Linked DNA regions of Homo sapiens: region 2 is linked to region 1. Evidence: chromatin contacts called from ENCODE Hi-C or POLR2A ChIA-PET data. All regions are on one chromosome and are shown on one strand. Each heading gives the region's core, a stretch centred on a gene start or an enhancer-like site at or near the end of the contact. The rest is flanking DNA. Distances are from core to core; before and after follow the strand shown.

Region 1 (4,129 bases), core at 142-2,641:
AAACACGATGACCTCTGGACCCCTACTCCAAAATGTGTCCCCCCTCGGTGGGGCTGGCAGTGTTGGTTGGAGGAGCAGGCGTGCTCTGGGAGTCGAGTCCTGAGTGGGACCACCCCGAGGTCTGGCAGGAATGGAACATGCCGGCAGAGCTCTGGGCCCAGTGGTATCTACAGATTTAATTACTTACAACACATTTTTATACCTCGTAAGTATTGACTCCCTATTTTGGAGTCCTCTTGGCAGCGATCCCACAAGGGAGCTATGGATGCCTTGGGAAAGATCTGGTGCTGAAGTTCACACTCACAGCAGATGTGCAGACATTGCACACGCAAGCACACGGGGCTGTAATGGAAGCACTATCAGTAAATGAATAAATAGTGTGGACGACATCTCCCTGATTTGTCACATTTTATAGAATAGCCCGGCATCCCCTACGTGTCTCCCTCCCGTCCACATCGTAGCTCAGCTGTCAGCCGGTGCAGGCTCAGCACATCTCCTGGGTCTGGCAGGTGAACGAGCTGGGAGTCTGTGTCTCTGTGTAAGCCCCTCTGCCGGCCGGCTTGCTTTAATTAATGTCTGTGTGCGCCCAGGCAAGCACTTGTGCACAACTACCTCGTGTCACCTCCACCCCCAACACTCATGAGAGCCCATAAAATTAAGAGTTAACTTTCAGCGATGTGTATAAGCAAGGCTATTTTTCCCTTTCTGCTGTTTTTTTTTTTTTTTCCTGGAGCCGGGTACTTAATTCTTTCTGTTGCCTTTTTATTTACTGCCTCAACATCTACAGGGTTGCACTCTACACTTCTTTCAAAAATTAAGTGAGAAATCCACTTTCCATAAATTAAAACAGTAACTTCAGGCCAGGAGCTTTGAAGCAGCAATTCTCCCAACCCCCGTCTCCCCACCCGCAGCAAAAACAAATAAAAAGAAATAATAAAAGAAAAAGCCCTCTCAGATCGGAGTGATTATGTAATTCTGCAGATGCCTTGCCTTTGGGGCAGCCACTGGGACGCTGGGCAGAAGCAAATTAAGTGATTAGTAAAGAAAAAAGGCAGAGGAAAAAAAAAAGTCAAAGGATGTGAACGGAGAGAAAGGAAGCCTTCCCTGTCGTTTCCCCCGCGACTGTACAGAGAACTGCTAAGAAATGATACTTGAAGTTATATTTATTATTGTAAGAGGGTATGATATTTCTGGGCAGGAATGATGGATGACAACTTGAATTTGTGTCCAGGGAATGAAGGTGAACTGTGACAGAGTTATTTATCTTGGGAATGGAGGTTAGGGTCAGCCGAGGCTGGGTGCCTGAAGGCACAAGACATTGACAAATTTATCCTGCAGGCCGTATCTGAAGCCCTTTGTTTTGGATCCTGGCTACTCACTAAGTGACCCTCATCCTTCATGTTGGCAATGCGTGAAGGATGCGGTGGGTGCCAGCGGCCCCTTCTCCCCCGCCGCCCCCGCCCCGACTCCTGCTACTAATTCTTGTCATTCACTTTGCTGACAGGCACCAAGCCCAAACTATTCCCAGTCCTGAAAGGGAAGGTTAAAATATTTATTTCGGCTCATAATGGCCTCCCTGATTTAGTGCAGGATCATTTTTCCTGTTGCCTTTGTCATTGCAGGTCACTGGAAGGACTGAGCGCATTCAGGAGCCTGGAGGAACTCATCTTGGACAACAATCAGCTGGGGGACGACCTTGTGTTGCCAGGGTTACCCAGACTGCATACCTTAACCCTCAACAAGAACCGAATATCCTTTCCTCTGCCCGCTGCCCCCACTCCCCACCCAGCCCCACAGTCGTCCCCCAACCCCACCCTGCACAAATACCTGCAAAATGTCAAATGAGTTTTACGTGTCAGCTAAATTAAAGTATGTGAAATACAGTTCGTGGGCAGACAAAGCATTCTGTCTTCTGGCACTCGGGACACTTCAGAGTAATTTATTATAGGTCATTCATAAATGAAACGCACCATTATATCTTCCTGTTGCTCCATTTTAGTGTAGAGATCTAAGTTATGGCTGTGAAGAAATCTTTTTAATAGATAAAAATAGAGAAAGAAAATAATGTCACCGCTGCAGAGGCAGCGAAGCCCAGTCTGTTTGCTTGGGCTTGTGTGGGAGGGCGACCTCTGGTGGGAAGTCCCGGGTAATGCCGCCAAGCAAACTTCCTCTCCTGGGAGGTTTCTGGAAGGCTCTGGGGCAGGCTTGGGGAACCGTTTTGGTGAGGGAAAGGAGCTAAGGTGGCAGAGACATGTGAAGCCCAGGCCTGGCTATGCCCTCACTGGGGGATACCATGCTCTGGTGATGAGAGGCCTAGGGGACCCACGACAGTGTATGGCCTCCTCTATGGAGGCAAGGACCTAGTCAGCCTAGGGTGAGACTTACGGGCACTAACTGCTCTGGATTCTGTAGTGGGGATGGAAACAGGGAACCCTTGCTGCAACCTAAGGCCCGTAGCTCCTGCATTGTTAGTGTAGTGGATTACCCGGCACTAGAATGCCAGCTCGATGGGACAGGGAGTTTCCTTGGTTTTGTTAACTCCTCTGTTCTTCACACTAAGAATAGTGCCTGGCACCAAGTACAAGCTCAATAAATATTTGAGGGATGAATGCATCATTATCATTAGCTATTCCTTATTGAGCACTCCTAGGAATGAGGCATGGTGCTGGGTTCTTTATGTGTGTTGTTATTCATCCTTACCAAGCCCTGTGAGAAGGGTGTGTCTTTTCCATTTACCTAGACATAGAAAGAGGTGAGGTGTAGGCACACAGCCAGACACTAGCAAGATGCTAGGTCCTGGATGATTCAGTGTCAACTGTGTTGTGTCCAAAGTCCAATGTCTGCATTCTACTGTGTTGCTTCAGACTCAGTGGTCCAATGGCTTTGTTTTATTGGATGGAACATTTGAGACCTGGAGTAGTTAAACCACTTGTTCACATTCATACAATAAGTTAGAAATAGAAAAGGAGACAAGGCATTTTCCTCTAGAGTATAAAATAAAATCAGATATACATGTAAGGCTTGGCACATATGCATATGCCAGCATTTAAGAATGATTTGCAGAAGTATTTGTTAGCTACTGTTTATACTTCAAGCCATAAGTTAATGTTTTCTTTATTCTCTCAGATATTGTCTCAGTCAGCTCTTGCTGCTACAGCACAGTACCGTACATGAGGTGGCTTAAACAACAAACATTTATTTCTCACAGTCTGGAGGCTGGAGGTTTGAGATCAGGATGCCAGCAGGGTTGGTTTCTTGGTGAAGATACTTTCTCACTGTATCATCACATAGCAGAGAGAGAGGAAGCAAGCTTTTTCAAGTCTCTCCTTATAGGGGCACTGATCCCATCAGAGAGATCTACCCTTATGACCTAATCACCTCCCAAAGGCCTCATCTCCACATACCATCATTTTGGGGATTAGAATTTCAACATATGAATTTGAGGGAAGAACAAACATTCAGACCATAGTATTATAAATATGCTCCTTGTGGTCATTATTGTCACTTTGATAGAAGTAGAAGGGGAGGGCCTACATGTAAATTCACAGTCTTTGTCATAATGAAATTTTGGTGGAATTTTCCCTTCTTATGTCTGTTAGTCAACCAAGTTTCCCAATCACTCTTTGAAAAACTTTGTAGTCTTATGGCTTTCTAGGCTGTCTTAGATGATCAGTTGGCCAATATTCTCAAATAAATCAAGGACAGAAGGATTTTTAGACATGTCCTGTGTCCCAGGTCTCCGTAGAATATTAGGGTCCATGGACTTTGGTTCATGTCTCAGCTTAATCATATTTAGCGGTGTGACCTTGGACAAGTTATCTTCTGTGAGCTTCTTTTTCTCATTTTTAAAGAAATATGTTGGACTGGTCGATGGTTTTATTCACAGTATTGCTGTCACCAGAGATAAGCAGGCCTCTTGGCTTCAGAGTGCTGAGAGGTTTTCTTTGTCTTTGGTTGAGTCCTTTCCCTATTCTGTGCCTCCACTTTTCCAATCTGTAGCAGTAATGCTAAGGGAGTAATGGTAATGGCCTAGGAGGGACCGAAGCAGAAGACACTGTGTGGCTGTAAACCTGACCAGTGATATCACTGGTGCTGTTGTAGCACATTTTCTTATCAGTGAATATTCTGA
Region 2 (4,681 bases), core at 98-2,597, 740 kb before region 1:
ATGCTCAGCTTCAGCCCCGCGCCAGGGATTTGTTATGACTTGCGAGCCGCCTGACAGACAGGGCTGCGGCGGCCGGGAGGGGACGCGCGGGAGGCGGGCTCCGGGCCCTTCCTGTCACGCCGGGCCCGCGACTCCGACTCGGGGGGCAGGCGGCACGGCGCGGGGCGGGCCCGCCTGGGCGACCCCCGGGAGGGGTGGCAGGAGGAGGCAGGGGCGCGCCCCCTCATGGGCCCCGGGGCGCCCTCACACCTCTCCCTGCAGTCCCGCCCTCCTCCTCCTGGCGGGCGGCGGCCTCTCCCAAAGTTGTGCCGCAGACCCAGAGGTTGAGGGGGGGAAAAGCGAAACTTGCAACCGTCCAGGGCCAGGGAGGGGCGGGAGCTGGGAGCGAGAGCAGGAGAGTATCGGAGCTTTGTTTCCTTTCCCAGGCCGTGACATGATTAATCGTTTTCTTCTGATCTAATTTTGGAACATGAAAAACAGCACATTTGTCTTGAAGAAAAATGATGTGCCGAACTGCGCAGATGGAAATTTCGAGCAATGAGAAAGATTAAAGTGAAACCCCACTCCTTAGACCTAATCATGAGTTGTAGATTATTCTGTCGGCCCAGCCAGATGGTAGCTCTGATTCCACAGCCCCTTCTTATATTAATGAATACTCGACTGTTATATTTGACTTAGGTAAGTGAAATGTCTATCAGAGCTAATGGACTGCCAGCCAGCATAACACATGTTGTACCGCTAAGGGTCCTTCTGCATTTTTCATGTTTTATACTAATGTAGAACATTTTGTTTCCTACTGTTTTTCATCATTGTCACTGTTTGCTAAATATTTTCACATGGAAGGGGGGAGAGAGAGAGACAAAGTCAGGAGGAAAAAGAACCCCCCTCCAAACTTGTGTCCAAAGCTAATTTCCTCCCGTTGGGCTTGGCTATAACTCTACAAGTAAAACAGTCACCCCGAGCAATACGTACAGGAACTCAATAGTAACGTGATTAAGTTCCTAGTCAACAAGACTACACTCGACTGTATGTTAACAAACCTAATTATAGCCCCGTGGTAATAAATTGGGCCAGGGCCCTGGCTGCACATCTCTGAGGTCATGTCTAGGAGAGCTGTTTGACCCTCTTGTCTCAGGGAAGAGAATTGTCCTGGAGAGGGGTCCCTGTCTCAGCATGGTAGAGGGGCTGTTTTCTCCCTGACCTAGTTGTCCAGCCCCTGGGAGGATGGGTGGATGCCAGGAAGCATTTCAGAGCGGAAGGTCATCGGCATGAGAACTGGGTATTAGGATTTGCTGGAGGAGACCGGAAGGGCAGTGGCTTCTGAGCCATTGGCCCCTTTCACGTTGTGAGTGGCATCAGGATGTCTGAGAGGAGAGCATGGTGTTTTTGCTTCATTGGATCCATGCAGGTCTTGGAGGGTGGTGGCCCACTCTTTCTGGGCCAAGTAGAGGGTGGCTCAGACACCCCCCCTTCCTCCAGGCTTCTCATCTGTAACTGGTGAAGCCCGGAAGAGCTTGTTGTTCAAGAGGAAATCTTGTGTTACTTCTTTATGAAGGACTCCAGCCTGGTGGAGATGAATGAGTCCTGAAGATGGAATCGAAGCTGTTTGGGCACAAGTAAGCTGGAAGGGGTTGAGGGACATTTTCAAGGAGTGATGTCTTGAGAGAAAAATGGAAAGAAATCCACAGGCAGAAAAGAGATATCTAGATATGAAAACATGGGGCAGGGGGAGGGAGAGAGAGAGAAGAGAATGCAGAGAAAGAGAGAGACATACAGGAGAGGACGTGTAGGTACCAACAGAGGAGATGGCCCATGAACTCAGAGGAGAAACTCTTCTTGCCTCAGCCAAAGTGAGCTTCCTAAAAAGCCATTTTGACCCCTGCTAAAAATTCTCTCCTGGCTGTGATTCCTACGGGAGTCAGTTGCAGTGTCTTGGCTGGGAATAGGTGAGCCTCTCCATCTACCCCCAGTTTCTCTCTCCAGCCTTATCTCTCACTTGTCCTCAACTGTGACCTTGCCCTTCTGCCACATGAGCCTTCTTAGGATCCCCAAGAGTGCCAGCCTCTTTCAGAACAGTGTGATTTTATCTGTGTTTATTTCTGTCTATCCTACTCTCCTGTATTCTTTCCCTGGCAAACTCCTACTCATCCTTCAAGACTCAGCTCTCAGATCTCCTCCTCTGTGACATTTTCCTGACATTCCCAGGAGGCATTATTCATCCTCTGACCCCCACCCCCGACTCTAGCTAGGCTGCATTGAAAAATGTCTGTGTTTACAAGTCTCTTGCTCTACACCTTCCTTCCTCTACAGCTATTCCTCTGCTCATTCGTTTACTCATTCAAGAAATGTACATTAAGACCTTACTGTGTGACAGATATTGTTCTAGACACTGGGGATTTAGCAATATACAAAATCCCCTGCCCTTCTGGAGGTGTATTTGTGGATTTCATTCATTTCAGTAGCTGTATTTGTGGATGTATTAATGAGGCTCTTTTATAGTAAGAAACAGAAACTTGCTCAGGCTAGCTCTAGAAATGGGTATTACTGTAAAATGGTGGCAATAAGGAAGGCAGAAAATCTCACAGAGACCCAAGAGCAGCTGCACAGCTGAGCTTCACAGCTTCTGTAACTCGTTAATTGGCTCATTCATGGCCCTTCCTAGGCCCATGTCATTTAAGAAACTTTTTATTGTGATATGAAATACATACATAAAAGTGCATATATCACAAAAGTACAGCTCAATGAATTTTCACAAACTACAACCCATAAAGAGGTGAAGAAACATAACATTCATTACCCCAGTACCTCCTATCCTCCTTTATTTCATTTTTAAGATACATTCTCATCCCAGCTTCTCCCCAACTGTTTACCATGTGATGTTTTGATTTCTGTTTTCACTGGATTCATTTTATAAACAGCTTTATTTAGGTGAAACCTACATACCGTAAAATCATCCATTATAAATGAACAATCCAATGATTTTTTAGTAAGTTTATAAAGAGCAACCATGATCACAATCCAGTTTTAGAACATTTCCATCATCCCAAAGAATCCTCCTGAGTCAATTTTCAGTCAGTACTCAGTTCCAGCCCCAACCCCAGCCCCAGACTACCAGGTTTTACGTTTAGGTCTGGGATCCATTTTTTAAAAATAATTTTACTAAGATATAATTCACATACTGTAAAGCCTACACTTTAGAAGGTAAAATTATGTGTTTCTAATATATTTACAAAGCTGTACAAATATCACCCCTATTTAATTCGAGAACATTTTAATCACCAAAAAGAAACCCCATATCTATTCATAGTCACTCCCCACTTTTCCCTCCCTTTAGTCCTGGAAATCACTACTCTCCTTTCTGTCTCTATGGATTTGCCTATTCTAGACATTCCACATGAATAGAGTCATATAATATGTGGCCTTTAACGCCTGGCTTCTTTCACTCAGTATAATGTTTTCAAGATTCATCCATGTTGTAGTATGTATGAGAACTTCATTCCTTTTTATGGCCAAATAATATTCCATTGTATAGATTCACAATATTTTGTTCATCCATTCCTATACTGATAGACATTTGGATTGTTTCTACTTTTGGCTCTTATGATGAATAATGCTGTTATGAACATTTATGTACAAGTTTTTATGTGGCCATGTTTTCAGTTCTTTTGGGTATATATGTAGGAGTGGGATTGCTGGGTCATGCGCTGACTAGGTTTAACTTAAAATTTTTTAATATAAATTAAAAAATGTTTTATTTTTTATTAAATAAACAGAGATGGGGTTTCACCTTGTTGCCCAGGCTGGTCTTGAACTCCTGGACTCAAGCAATCCACCTGCCTTGGCTTCCCAGAGTGCTGGGATTGCAGGCATGACCTACCATGCTTGGTGTATGTTTAACTTTTTTTTTTTTTTTTAGACAAGGTTTCACTCTTGTTGCCCAGGCTGGAGTGCAATGGTGTGATCTAGGCTCACTGCAACCTCCACCTCCCGGGTTCAAGTGATTCTCCTGTCTCAGGCTCCCAAGTAGGTGGGATTACAGGTATGTGCCACCATGCCCAACTAATTTTGTGTTTTTAGTAGACATGAGGTTTCACCATGTTGGTCAGGCTGGTCTCGAACTCCTGACCTCAGTTGATCCACCCGCCTCGGCCTCCCAAAGTGCTGGGATTACAGTTGTGAGTCACCATGCTCAGCCTTGTTTAACTTTTTGAATGTGATCTATTTGAAGTTAATTTCTGTGTATGGTATGAGGTAAGAGTTTAAGTTTATTTTTTTGCATATGGATATCCAGTTGTCCCCCATAACGTTTTTTAAATCATGAATTTGCATGGGATTTTGTCAGGTGTTTTTTCTGCATTTACTGAGTGAGCTATTGAACTTTCTGAGTATTACTGTCGAATTATCTATTTCTCCTTTCAATTTCATGAGTTTTTGTTTTACGTATTTAGGGGTTCTGTTGTTCAGTGCATATATATTTATAATTGGTATTTCCTAATGTATTTACAATTTTATCATTATAAAACATCCTTTGTCTCTAATTATCGGGGGAAATTCAGCCAGATATCGGGCAAAATTCACCCCCAATATTTCACGTAGGTTCTTTTCTATTTTCCCTAAGCGCTGGCCAGTTTGAGAAATAAAGGGACAGAGTACAAAAGAGAGAAATTTTAAAGCTGGGCAT

What was found. Hi-C counts contacts between places; a loop is a spot of excess contacts on that map. ChIA-PET counts read pairs that join two places held with the same protein, here RNA polymerase II (POLR2A). Pooled maps may share reads with other maps.
Region 2: a loop to region 1 is called in a map of heart left ventricle, with 6 times the contacts of the local background. The contact joins the promoter of ZNF503-AS1 here to the enhancer-like site in region 1. A Hi-C loop is called at or near these places in 3 of 168 maps with a recorded cell type or tissue (PC-3 and heart left ventricle), 1 of 37 single-sample maps with no recorded cell type and 10 of 50 pooled maps. POLR2A ChIA-PET finds 5 or more read pairs at or near these places in 1 of 52 experiments (activated CD4-positive, alpha-beta T cell).

The regions. Positions count from the first base shown.
Region 1 is chr10:76,034,386-76,038,514 of GRCh38, forward strand. LRMDA (leucine rich melanocyte differentiation associated) reads left to right here. Exons shown (of 7, transcript NM_001305581.2): 3 at 1,623-1,749. Among named protein-coding and RNA genes, the nearest start is that of MIR606, 480 kb to the left of the region's middle. RefSeq lists an enhancer at 1-3,746. Within about 2 kb of position 1,392, at least 2 of the 41 ENCODE cell types and tissues checked have a DNase peak (open chromatin) inside an H3K27ac peak, as active enhancers do.
Region 2 is chr10:75,295,036-75,299,716 of GRCh38, forward strand. It overlaps ZNF503-AS1 (ZNF503 antisense RNA 1), which reads left to right and starts at 1,348. Exons shown (of 4, transcript NR_038226.1): 1 at 1,348-1,616; 2 at 3,917-4,039. It also overlaps a transcript of ZNF503 not described here. RefSeq lists silencers at 49-158, 179-228.